Regions from separate parts of the Homo sapiens genome. Here all the other regions are linked to region 3. Evidence: chromatin contacts called from ENCODE Hi-C or POLR2A ChIA-PET data. All regions are on one chromosome and are shown on one strand. Each heading gives the region's core, a stretch centred on a gene start or an enhancer-like site at or near the end of the contact. The rest is flanking DNA. Distances are from core to core; before and after follow the strand shown. Region 1 overlaps HRK (harakiri, BCL2 interacting protein). Region 2 holds the start of FBXW8 (F-box and WD repeat domain containing 8). Region 3 holds the start of MAP1LC3B2 (microtubule associated protein 1 light chain 3 beta 2). Region 4 overlaps RNFT2 (ring finger protein, transmembrane 2).

What was found. Hi-C counts contacts between places; a loop is a spot of excess contacts on that map. ChIA-PET counts read pairs that join two places held with the same protein, here RNA polymerase II (POLR2A). Pooled maps may share reads with other maps.
Region 1: a loop to region 3 is called in a map of OCI-LY7, with 9 times the contacts of the local background. The contact joins the enhancer-like site here to the promoter of MAP1LC3B2 in region 3. A Hi-C loop is called at or near these places in 1 of 168 maps with a recorded cell type or tissue (OCI-LY7) and 4 of 50 pooled maps. POLR2A ChIA-PET finds 5 or more read pairs at or near these places in 1 of 52 experiments (CD8-positive, alpha-beta memory T cell).
Region 2: a pooled map shows a loop between it and region 3 (3-fold over the local background). The contact joins the promoter of FBXW8 here to the promoter of MAP1LC3B2 in region 3. A Hi-C loop is called at or near these places in 1 of 168 maps with a recorded cell type or tissue (naive thymus-derived CD4-positive, alpha-beta T cell), 20 of 37 single-sample maps with no recorded cell type and 11 of 50 pooled maps.
Region 4: a map of CD4-positive, alpha-beta T cell shows a loop between it and region 3 (2.6-fold over the local background). The contact joins the enhancer-like site here to the promoter of MAP1LC3B2 in region 3. A Hi-C loop is called at or near these places in 2 of 168 maps with a recorded cell type or tissue (CD4-positive, alpha-beta T cell and naive thymus-derived CD4-positive, alpha-beta T cell), 1 of 37 single-sample maps with no recorded cell type and 10 of 50 pooled maps. POLR2A ChIA-PET finds 5 or more read pairs at or near these places in 1 of 52 experiments (OCI-LY7).

The regions. Positions count from the first base shown.
Region 1 is chr12:116,860,162-116,863,096 of GRCh38, forward strand. HRK (harakiri, BCL2 interacting protein) reads right to left here. Exons shown (of 2, transcript NM_003806.4): 2 at 1-1,305. Among named protein-coding and RNA genes, the nearest start is that of HRK, 20 kb to the right of the region's middle. Within about 2 kb of position 1,355, at least 3 of the 41 ENCODE cell types and tissues checked have a DNase peak (open chromatin) inside an H3K27ac peak, as active enhancers do; they include OCI-LY7, where a contact is called at or near this core.
Region 2 is chr12:116,909,448-116,912,255 of GRCh38, forward strand. It overlaps FBXW8 (F-box and WD repeat domain containing 8), which reads left to right and starts at 1,503. Exons shown (of 11, transcript NM_153348.3): 1 at 1,503-1,908. The coding sequence starts at 1,591. RefSeq lists silencers at 1,331-1,550, 1,711-1,970.
Region 3 is chr12:116,558,103-116,560,951 of GRCh38, forward strand. It overlaps MAP1LC3B2 (microtubule associated protein 1 light chain 3 beta 2), which reads left to right and starts at 1,279. Exons shown (of 2, transcript NM_001085481.3): 1 at 1,279-1,331. RefSeq lists enhancers at 774-1,283, 1,123-1,462, 1,683-1,732, 1,773-1,872.
Region 4 is chr12:116,818,195-116,821,170 of GRCh38, forward strand. The region is part of intron 7 of RNFT2 (ring finger protein, transmembrane 2); the gene reads left to right. Among named protein-coding and RNA genes, the nearest start is that of HRK, 62 kb to the right of the region's middle. RefSeq lists an enhancer at 929-978 and a silencer at 1,179-1,538. Within about 2 kb of position 1,302, at least 40 of the 41 ENCODE cell types and tissues checked have a DNase peak (open chromatin) inside an H3K27ac peak, as active enhancers do; they include CD4-positive, alpha-beta T cell and OCI-LY7, where a contact is called at or near this core.

The sequences.
Region 1 (2,935 bases), core at 105-2,604, 300 kb after region 3:
GCACAGAGGAAGAATACCTGCTTATGTTGGATTTTTCGAAAATGAAAGCAAAAAATAATCACTGCTCCCTGAAGAGTCTTTGCAGCCAAGTCTCCGTCCAGCACACATCTTTTTTTAGCCCTTCTAGAAACTTCTGAAAATAGTAGCTTATCCTTGGGGGGAAAAAAATCAGACCTCTGTCAATCAGTGAGATGCTGGTGCATTTCATTTAAATGGCCCACTCCCTCCCACAACATCCCCCGGTTATAAATCATCTTTGAACAGAATGTAGCCATTTCTTGGCTCTTTAATCCATAAAACCTAAACCCTGAAATCCCCTTGGGGAGTGGAGGAGGCTGTGGGCTGAACTCCGAGGACACTTTTGTGGGGGTGGGGGAGATAGCAACCAAGTCATGCATGAGGTCAGCTTTCTGCCTCATAACCAGCAAGCCTCTCAATGCCATCCTCCCTCCTAGACCCCAAGGTTTGCTCCAAACCACCTCTGGATATTCGTCCCCAGGTAGAAGAAGAGAAGAGACTCTCAAGTGGCACTTTTGCAACTTGTCCCTTAAAAAAAAAAAAAAAAGAATCTGAAACAGCAAAATAGAAATCTCTCTTGTCCCCTGGCCTTCCAAGTCTGTCAACAGAATACCACAGCAGCACCAGCAGGAACGCACTTAGCACCAGCAAAATTTTAAGTGAAGCACCAGAGACACAAAAATCCCATTTCTCTTGACGTGACAGTGGGATCTAGCGATCGACCTAGGTAAGTACAGAGGGAGAGGCTAGGACGAGTCAAGAAATGGAGGCATCCCAGACTGCCCCTACACAATCGGTCCCAAGTCCTCACTTTTTTTTTCTATCATGCCTTTTGCACTGTTACCTCTTATTCCACCAGCATCTATCCCCAGGCAGTTGGCCGATGCTGGGGCTAATTCCCACCAGTCTTTGCAAATAGTTTCTAAGTACACAGCAGGCATCTCTCTTCTGGCGCCCCAGACATTACAGAATATCAAAGTTCACATCGCAAGGTGCAGAAAAGGAAGGCAACCACGTCCTCAACAAGGCATGCACTGATACGTAATATTCATATTTTCTTTTTTTATATATATAGAGCTGTATGTAAATAGCATTGGGGTGTCTGTTTCTGCAGCTGGATTTCCAAAGGGCTTCCCCAGTCCCATTCTGTGTTTCTACGATCGCTCCAGGCGCTGTCTTTACTCTCCACTTCCTTCTCGAAGTGCCAACCGCGGCCTTTCAAGCTCTGGGCTCCCCCTCTGGAAAACGGGAACCAGCTTTCTCCAAGGACACAGGGTTTTCACCAACCTGCAGAAATAAAGATTGGTATTTTGGTCAGTGCAGACAGCTGCTGGGGGTGACGTCAGTGCAGTGGGCCTCTGCACGCTCAGCCCCGGATGTCGGGAGGGGGAGGAGGGAGGGGAGAGCTACTGGATGCAAAGCTCTGGTTTTGGAGGAAGGATGCCTCAAAAGCTAGTCTTGGCACTCTTCCCCTTACCAGAATCTCTGTCTATGTAGCAGCCTTCCCCAAATAGACATTTGTGCGTGCACACACACTCCCCTCTCTGCTTTTAGACCTAGATATTTACATAGGCATCTTCAGAGATGTTTTTAAAAAGAAGAATCTAGAGACACATGAACTTTTTGCTTCTCCAAATTCAGAACAGGACCTTCCTCGATTCATTTCATAGACCCAGATTCAAGAGAGAGTTGTAGGGCAGTCTCTGTTCTCTTTTGTTTGTTTGTTCGTTCATTCATCCATTCACTTATTCCCAAGTATGCCAAGTGCCATACTAGGGGCTACAGGTTCAATGACGTAATTCTTGCCCCTTGAGGGGCTCAGAACCAACAGGGAGATGGGAAGAAGTGGATAATGACAGTCCCATGTAAAGAGCACATGCAGTCTGGGGAAACGTGGTCTATAGGAGCCCAGGGGAGGCAGCTCATAAGGGAGACAAAGCAGACTCCTCAGAGAGAGTGGCAGGCCCCTGCTGACTATTGAAGAGTGCCAGGAAACTAACCAGGATAAGAAAATGAGGCATCCTAGGCAGGGCAGAAAAAACAGCCCATACCCAGGAGCATCCACCACAGAATGCACAAAATGTGTGCACAAATGCTCATGGCAGAATTATCCATAATAGCAAAATACGGAAACAACCCAAATGTCCATCAACTGATGAATAAACAAAATGTGGTCTTTCCATACAATGGACTATTAGTCAGCCATCAAAAAGGAATGAAGTATTGATACGTGAAGATGGATGAACCTTGAAGGCATCATGCTAAGTCAAAGAAGCCAGACACAAAAGGACACATATTGTGTGATTCCATTTATATGAAATGTCCACAACAGGCAGATCTTCTGGGACAGAAAGGAGAATGGTGGTTGCCTAGGGCCGGGGCGGATAGGAGGAATTGGGGAGTGATACTCATGCGCATGGGGTTTCTTTCAGGGAAACGAAAATTTTCCAAAGTTGACTGTGAAGATGGCTGCAAAATTCTATGTATACTCCTCATCATTGACTTGTACACCTTAAAAAGGTAGGGTTTTTTGTTTGTTTGTTTGTTTGTTTGTTTGTTTGTTTGTTTTTGAGACAAGGTCTCGTTCTGTTGCCCAGGCTGGAGTGCAGTGGTACGATCTCAGCTCACTGCAACCTCTGCCTCCTGGGTTCAAGCAACCTCTGCCTCCTGCCTCAGCCTCCCAAGTAGCTGGGACTACAGGTGCATGCCATCATGCCCGGCTAAATTTTTGTATTTTTAGTAGAGACTGAGTTTTGCCATGTTGGCCAGACTGGTCTTGAACTCCTATCTTCAAGTGATCCACCCACCTCAGCCTCCCAAAGTGCTGTGATTACAGGCATGAGCCACCGTGCCCAGACTTAAAAGGACAGATAAGGTGGCTATAAGTTAGCGGGGGAGATAAGAACGTATCACCCGT
Region 2 (2,808 bases), core at 253-2,752, 350 kb after region 3:
TGAAACCCTATCTCTACTAAAAATACAAAAACTTAGCCAGGTGTGGTGGCGGGCACCTGTAGTCCTAGCTACTCAGGAGGCTGAGGCAGGAGAATGGCGTGAACCCGGGAGGCGGAGCTTCCAGCGAGCCGAGATCGCGCCACTGCACTCCAGCCTGGGCAACAGAGCGAGACTCCGTCTCAAAAACAAAACAAACCAAACAAACAAACAAACAAAAAACCATTTATTGAGCATGTATTAATCACCAGTCTCAAAGCTAAGAGTTGCCAATCTAGAAGGGAAGGGATATATATATATACATAAAAATAAAATTACAAATTGTGTTATGTATTATGATGAGAAGTACAGGATGCTGTGAGAATGAGTAACAGGGATACCTGATGTTTCTTGAGTGGAGGTTGGAAGATTAAGTGAAATGTGAGTTGAGATATGAAAGATGTGTAGGAGTTAACCAAGTCAAGGTGGGGGGAAAAGTTCCCTGCTGAGGGAATATCAGGTGCAAAGAAAACATTTTTAAGTGGAACGCCATCGTATGTCATTTTCTTTCCCATCTTAAAGCCCTTGGATTTCCTTCTGGAAATCTCTCTCCTAAGATCTGACCTTCCCTTGGCTGGTTTCTCTTTCAGATTTTTAAAAAAAAATTTTTATTTCCACAGGTTATTGGGAACAGGTGGTATTTGGTTACATGAGTAAGTTCTTTAGTGGTGATTTGTGAGATTTTGGTGCACGCATCACCCGAGCAGTATACACTGAACCCAAGTTATAGTCTTTTATCCCTCCCCACCTTCCCACCCTCCCCTCGTCCCCCTCCCCTGTTCCAAAGTCCCATAAGTCATTCTTATGCTTTTGCATCCTCGTAGCTTAGCTCCCACTTATATGTGAGAACATACGATGTTTGGTTTTCCATTCCTGAGTTACTTCACTTAGAATAATAGTCTCCAATCCCATCCAGGTTGCTACGAATGCCATGAATTCATTCCTTTTTTATGGCTGAGTAGTATTCCACCATATGTATATATCAGTTTCTTTATCCACCTGTTGATTCTCTTTTAGATTTTAATTTAAATAACATCTTAAACAGACTTTCACTATCAATCCTTACTCCCCTTACCTTACCTTATTTTGTTTTCTTCCTAATACCTATCACTGATTTAAATGTTCATATTTCTTTGTTTAAAGTCTCCCTACTTAAACGCATGCTCCAAGACGTCAGAGTTTTTGTTTTGTTTTACAGATTTAAATGCTGAATTCTTGGTGCCTGGCATATAGTAGTTGCTGAATGAATGTTTGTTGAATGAAGGAACAATGCTTGGCGCAAAGTCAGAGCTTAGCAAAAGTGATAGGCAGCAGAGCTGACGGGCTGAGGGGCAGCTGCGTAAACCTCTGCTTTGGGCGCCACAAGCCACAAGCCGGACCACCACGTGCGTACAGGGGCAGCGCCGGGGGCGTGGCGGGGGCGTGGACGCCCACCCGGAACCCTAGAGCGGCGGCGGCAGCGGCTTCCGGCCGCGGCGGACACTTCCCTGGGCGGGACTGTCTCGTGGCACCCGGTGGAACCGAGGAGAACGTGGAGCGCCGGGAGCGGCGAATATGGACGACTACAGCCTGGATGAGTTCCGTCGGCGCTGGCAGGAGGAGCTGGCGCAGGCCCAGGCGCCGAAGAAGCGGCGACGGCCCGAGGCTGCCGAGAGGCGGGCTCGGCGGCCGGAGGTGGGCTCCGGGCGCGGCGAACAGGCCTCGGGGGACCCGGCGCTGGCCCAGCGTCTCCTGGAGGGCGCGGGGAGGCCCCCGGCGGCGCGGGCGACTCGGGCCGAGGGGCAGGACGTAGCGAGCCGCTCACGTTCTCCTCTGGCCCGCGAGGGCGCCGGGGGCGGGGAGCAGCTGGTGGACCAGCTCATCCGCGACCTGGTGAGTGGCCGTCGCCTCCCCCCCGCCCATGCCTGCGCCGGCCCCCGCCCCCAGGACAAACCCCTGCAGTGATTTGGAGAGTAACTGTGTGCCACTAGTTGCCCGAGAAAATGAGTAGACGCACAAACACCAATGTTTGTGCTTGCATAGGGGTCTTTCTGGAAGCAGCACTTCCCAACCAGGGCGATTTTGTTCCCCCAGATGTGGCAGTGTCTGCAGACATTTTTGGGTGCCTCATCGGGGTGTGTATGTGTGCATGTTACTGGGCATCTAGTGGGTAGAGGCCAGAGATGCTCCTGAACATCCTACAGTGTACAGGACACCACGCACAAAAAAATTATCCAGGACAAAATATCAGTAAGTGTGGGGTTGAGAAATCCTGCTCTTGAAGGCTACCTAAACTTTGAACAAAGGTTGCCTTTGAAAAGGAGGACCCAGATGATGGATAGGAAGTAATTTTACCTTTGTATACTGTTTGCACTATTTAATTTTTGTAACCGTGCACGTATTCAAAAAAATTATCTCAGAAAAAAAGGAAGAAGAGGAGGAAGAATCTCCTGGGCACTTTCATTAGGATAGAGTTTCTTATCTTTTTGTGGGGCGTGGATACCTTGGAGAATCTGGAGGAAGCTGGGGACCCTGTGTCCGTTAAAAATAATCCCCTTCAGAAAGTTGGGAAAATCAAGAACACCTGAAATGCATCCGTGGCTCCCAGGTTAAGAGGACAAGGCTCCAGGTTCTAATGGTTTGATTTAAATTAGGCCCAAAGGAAGTCCCTACAGCTTTACAATTGGGAACCCACTTTTTTTTTTCCTGTTTTTTTTTTTTTTTCTTTCTTTCTTTCTTTTCTGAGACAGGGTCTTGCTCTGTTGCCCAGGCTAGAGTGTACTGTTGCTCTCC
Region 3 (2,849 bases), core at 29-2,528:
ATAGTACTCACGGGGAGGGAAATGAAAGGAGAGGATTGGGGAAGAAACACCTTCTATTTTTTTTTTTTTTTTTTTTTTTTAGAGACAGGGTCTTGCTCTGTCACCCAGGCTGCAGCCTGGACCTCTTGGGCTCAAGGGATCCTCCCACCTTAGCCTCCTGTGTAGCTGGGACCACAGGCGTGCACCGCCACACCCAGCTAATTTTTTTTATTTTTTTGCAGAGATGGGGTCTCTCTATGTTGCCCAGGCTGGCCTCAAACTCCTGGGCTCAAGTGATCCTCCCTTCTCGGCCTCCCAAAGTACTGGGATTACAGGGGTGAGCCACCTCACCTGTACAGCTTCTTTGGAGAATGGGCCTGGGCAGGTCAAACAGGGGCCACTCTACACCATCATGGCACAGCAAGAGCTGGGCTATGTAGGTTCAGTATTCTTTGTCATTTAATCCTTGTGACGACCTCGTGTCATCATTGCTGTTTTACAGATAAGGAACTGAGGCTCAGAGAGGTTCAGTGTCACAGCTAGCATTTCACTTACATATCACAGAGCAAAGGCTCTCTTTGTCCAGAGACAACGTGCCTTTAGGTGATAGAGCTAGGACTGGAACCCAAGTCTATCTGACTCAAAGTCCACACAGCTTGTCCCCCATCCCGCAGGGACCTCTCCACGCTAGTGAGCCCCACGAAACCCCCTCAGTGCTTCGTTCCAGTCTTTTACCTTCAAGCCCAGTCAGCGAGTTCTTTATTTCCACAAATGGTGCTATTAAACTAATGGCTTCGGGAGCTATAGGCTGGCCTCGGCACAGTTACACATCTCTCCACCCACCATGTTCTGGCTTCCAAATAAATACATTGGAAATTCCAGGAGCCGAAGCCCATTTGGAAACGTTTCCGGGCCACCATTTTGCTTTGGGATGGGCAAGAAGAGACACCCTAAACTTGAACTCCTGTCTGTGCAGCCTCCAGCCGGCCAGGCGCTAAATAAGGCCACGGCCCGTTTCCTCCTTCAAAAGTCCCTTGTAAAGGGCGATAGCAGACCCCATCAGGCAAAAAGCTGAGAAGCCAGGGTTGAAATAGAGGCCTCTTTCTGTTTGGTCAATCAGCAGCTGCAAAGGATGCGTAGGATGGAGCTAAATTTATTTGTTCCTTTCTTTCTCAGCAACAGCGACGAGGCCCGAGGTGCAGCTGTCTCGCCTCGCCTGTCTTTTGCAGGCACCGGCATGCACAGAAGATGGCTCTCCGGGAGGAAGATTCCTTTCCATTTTGTTCTCTCTCTGCCTCCGCAAGGCTCGCAGCCACCTCTCGGGAGTGCAGGGCCAGATCCTGTGCCAGCGGGTAGGAATATGTAGCTGCCTCCCAGCCCCAGGGTGGAAATCATGACCTTTGAGAAGCAGGCAAGCTGCACGGCATAGATACTCAGGCCTGGTGAAGGCAAAGTGGGGCCACACCCTAGAAAAACCACAAAAGTCCCCACAGCCTCTGCTTTCACTAGTCAGACCTGTGGGAAACTTGTAAGACACAGTCCATGTGATCGGCGGGTGGGGGCATGTTGGGAGGGGCCTTCCGAAGGCCACAGCCAGGCTGGCAGGGCAGAGTCCTTTCCAGAATTTATCTGTTTGCTTAAAGCCCAGCGGAGGGGCCACCTTCAGTCAACCCTCCAGCATACTGGTCCAAGTAGTTTTTTCAAAGTGCTTTGTGAGACTTTCAAAAGGTACCCATGGGGAGGGAAGTGAGAGGAGGAGGAGGGGACGGTGAAGAAACAGCTTCTTTATTTCTAGCCTTGCTTGAATGGCTTCTTGACGGTTACTGCTCCAGTTTTGCTGAGTCAGAAGAATCCCACAGCCGCTCACCGGAAACACAGCTGTTGGGCAAAAATAACCACAGAGCTGAGCATCATGCACCTTCCAGAAAAGATGGCAGAAAACCTCAAAACAAAAGAGAAATACAAAACAATAGGAGACACTGTCAAGAAAAAAAAAACAAAAACAAAAACCACCGCAGCTCACTAACCGATCCAAGCTGGTGGCGCTCTCCTGATCTCTCTCCACTCCCAGGCCCAGCAACGGCTCTGAAATAAAGCTAAGTTTGGCTATATATATATATATATATATATATATATATATATATATATATATATATATATGTATGTATATGTATATATATATATTTAGATAGAGTCTTCCTCTGTCGCCCAGGCTGGAATGCAGTGGCGCGCTCTCGGCTCGCTGCAACCTCTGCCTCCTGGGTTCAAGTGATTCTCCTGCCTCAGCCTTCCGACTAGCTGGGATTACAGGTGCGCCACCACGCCCAGCTAATTTTTGTATTTTTAGTAGAGACGAGGTTTCGCCATGTTGGCCAGGCTGGTCTCGAACTCCTGACCTCAAGTGATCCGCCCACCTCGGCCTCCCAAAGTCTTGGGATTACAGGTGTGAACCATCACATCTGGCCTACTTTTACACTGTAGTGGGTTTAATAGTGTCTCCCCAGTCACACCTCCACCAAAAAAAGAAAAGATATGTCCACAGTCTAATGTGCTGCAGCACCTGTGAATGTGACCTTAATGGAGAAAGGATCTTTGCAGGTGTAAATTAATTTTAGGATCTCAAGATTGAATCATCCTAGACTACCTGGGTGGACCTCAAATCCAATGACAGGTATCCTTATAAAAGGAAGGCAGATCCAGCTTGGGCAACATAGGGAGACCCTGTTTCTACAAATAGTTTAAAAAAAAAAAAAGGCTGGGCATAGTGGCTTACACCTCTAATCCCAGCACCTTGGGAGTCCAAGGTGGGCAGGTCACTTGAGGCCAGGAGTTCAAGACCAGCTTGCCCAATATGGCTTAACCCCATCTCT
Region 4 (2,976 bases), core at 52-2,551, 260 kb after region 3:
CACCTGTGGTCCCAGCTACTCGTGGGGCTGAGAGGGGAGGCTCGCTTGAGCCCAGGAACTCAAGGCTGCAGTGAGCTGAGATCGCACCACTGCACTCCAGCCTGGGTGACAGTGAGGCCCTATCTCAAAAAAAAAAAAAAAATCCGCTTTTTCGTCTGCAAACCTGGGCTGGTAATATCCCTCCCAGCTTTGCCCTTAGTAACAGGCCCTGGCTCAGTGCCTGGTTCAGCACTGCCGTTCAGTAAATGTCATGTCCCTTCCTTCCTGTCGTTCCTGGCTGTGTATGTTGCTGGAGGTCTTCTGAGGAGTGGTGTGAGTGAGCAGTCTCTAAGCGATGGGAGAAATCTGCTGCTGGCAAGTGAGTTGTGAAGCCTCTAATAGGCTCTCACTGGACCCTCTTCAACTGGGTTTGATGGCGACCCTGTCGGAGAGAGAAGGGAGGGTGTATCGTCCACTGTCAACATTCGGAAGCCTTCCTCTTTTTCTGGGGAAGGTGGTGTCGAGTAATTGAAAGGCTCTGCTGTAGAGTCAAGTCACCTGGGTACAAGTCCCAGTTCTGCAGCAAGTAACTTGACCTCTCCGAGCCTTGTGTTCTCATCTGTAAAATGGTCCGTATAATTCCTCTACAGTGGTCTGTCATGTGGAACAGGACCCAGCATTGCGGGGGCACGCCGCAAGTGGGACCGTTACCACTGTTTACACCAGAGCAAGGAGGAACTGGGGTAAAGGTGCAGAGGTTTGGGGTACAGGTAAGGAGAAGAAAAAGGCTGTCAAAGGGCTCATTCACATCATGGAGGTCCGGGTTCCTGCGCCACCCTTCCCTACGTGGGTAATCTGGGGCAGATTCCTTTATCCCTCTGATCCCGTTTCTTCGTCTGTAAGACACAGCTCCACAACTTCCTTCACTCAGTGGCTGTGAAATCCTGCAGGCAAGCCGCGTCGCATGGCCCCTGACTTCAAGTTTAGGGGAGCTGATGAGGTCACTCCCTGCTGGACAAGGGGTCTTCGGGGTGAAATGTCCAAATAAGAGAGCGGGGAGTGGACGCGCAAAGATGCGTCAAAAGGATGGAAAAGGCAGCTTTGCCCTTCGCAAACTGAGATCTCCTTTGTCCGCGAAGGGCTAAGAGCCTCAGGCTCGGGGGCCTGGTACCGGCGCGGGACGCCCGGAGGCCAGACCCGGAGCCGGCGGCGCGCAGAGCGGGGCGGCCCGGGGCGCGGGGCTGTGACCTCATCGGCCGGCGCCGTCCCGCGGGGCCATGAGATCATGAGATGCCGGCGCTCGCCGAGGAGTCGATTTGTTGGGAGCGCGGGGACAGCCGGCCGCCCGACGCGGTGATCTCATCCGGGCCCGGGGGAGGAGGAGGCAGGCGGCCGGGCCAGCCCGCGCCGCCAGGAGGGGGATTAATGGCTGCCGCCGGGTGGTGACGTCACCGGCAGCACCCGTTGCCAGGCAACGCGCGGCCACCAGCCCCGCCCCGCTGGCCCCGCCTCCTACCTGCTGCGCTTCTTTCCATCCTGGCTCGCCCTTCTCTTGCCTTTTTTCCTTTTTCTTTTGTATTGAGGCATAACTTACATACTGTGGAGTGCCCTAATTATAAAGCTCAGTGGATTTTTACAAACATATGTAATCACTCAGATCAAAGTATCAACAAAGCTGTCCGACAGAAATATAAGAGTAGTCACACAGACGATTTTAAATGTTCTAGTAGTCACGTTAAACAACTAGAAAGGAACAGGTGACTTTAATTTTAATACTATATTTTATTTAGCCTAATGTGTCCAAAATATTATTTCAACATGTAATCAACATAAAATTTTTAATGAGATATTTTACCTTTTGTTGTTTTTCTAAGACTTTGAAATTCCTTGTTTCTTTTGCTTTTAAGGGATATTGTTTGTTTGTTTGTTTGTTTTTAAAGACAGTCTTACTGTGTCTCCCAGGCTGGAGTGTAGAAGTACGATCATGCTTACTGCAGCCTCGACTTCCCTGGGCTCAGGTCATCCTCCTGCCTCAGCCTCCCGAGTAGCTGGGTCTACAGGCGTGCGCCATCATGCCTGGCTAGTTTTTGTAGAGACAGGATTTCATTATGTTTCCCAGTCTGGTCTCGAATTCCTGGTCTCAAGGGGTCCTCCTGCCTCGGCCTCCCGTAGTTCTGGGTTTATAGGTGTGAGCCACCATGCCCAGCTATCCCTGTGTATTTTAGACTTTCAGTACATCTCAATTCAGAATAGCCACATTTCAAGTGCTCCATAGCGACATGTGACCAGTGGTTACTGGATTGGCTGTGGTGGATATGGAACATTTCCGGCATCTGGAAAGTTCCTGTGTCCTCACTTCCCCCACCAGGGGTACCCATTATTCTGAATTTTATCATCCTTCAGTTATCCTTCCCTCTCTACCCCCATAGCTTGTATCTTTTCTTTCTCTTTCTCCCACATCTTACTTTATCTCCTAAGGTCTCCTAGGGTCTCCCTTTCTCTGTTTCTCAGAGTGGCACAAAGCCACTCTGGAAAATCAGGCTGGATTTAAATCCCGGCTCCACCACTGTCTAGCAACTTCGAACAACATACCCTGCCTCTTTGAGCCTCTCTCTCCTCACCAGTTAACAGGGGCAAATAATTTCAGTGTCCATCTCCTGGGATTGTCAGAGTCTGGGGACAGCCTGCAGGTACTAAGTGTTCAACCGAGAAACTCATCACTAAACTAGAAGCCAGCCCTAGTCCTTCTCTCTTTCCTCTTGTAATCCTCTCACTTGCTGGGTCTCCCACTCTGTTCTTCCCTCCCCTGCCTCTGTGTTTGAGCTTTCTCATCTAAGAAATGGGAACGCGTCATAACTACCTACAAGAGGAGCAATTGGTGTGCCGTTCCTGGCCCCTGGTAAGCGCTTAATACGGGGGTTACTCTTCCCCTGTTGCCTTCTCACCTGGACTCTGCCTCCTGGGTGTTCTTTCTCTTCTGGCCTCTAACTCTGCCAT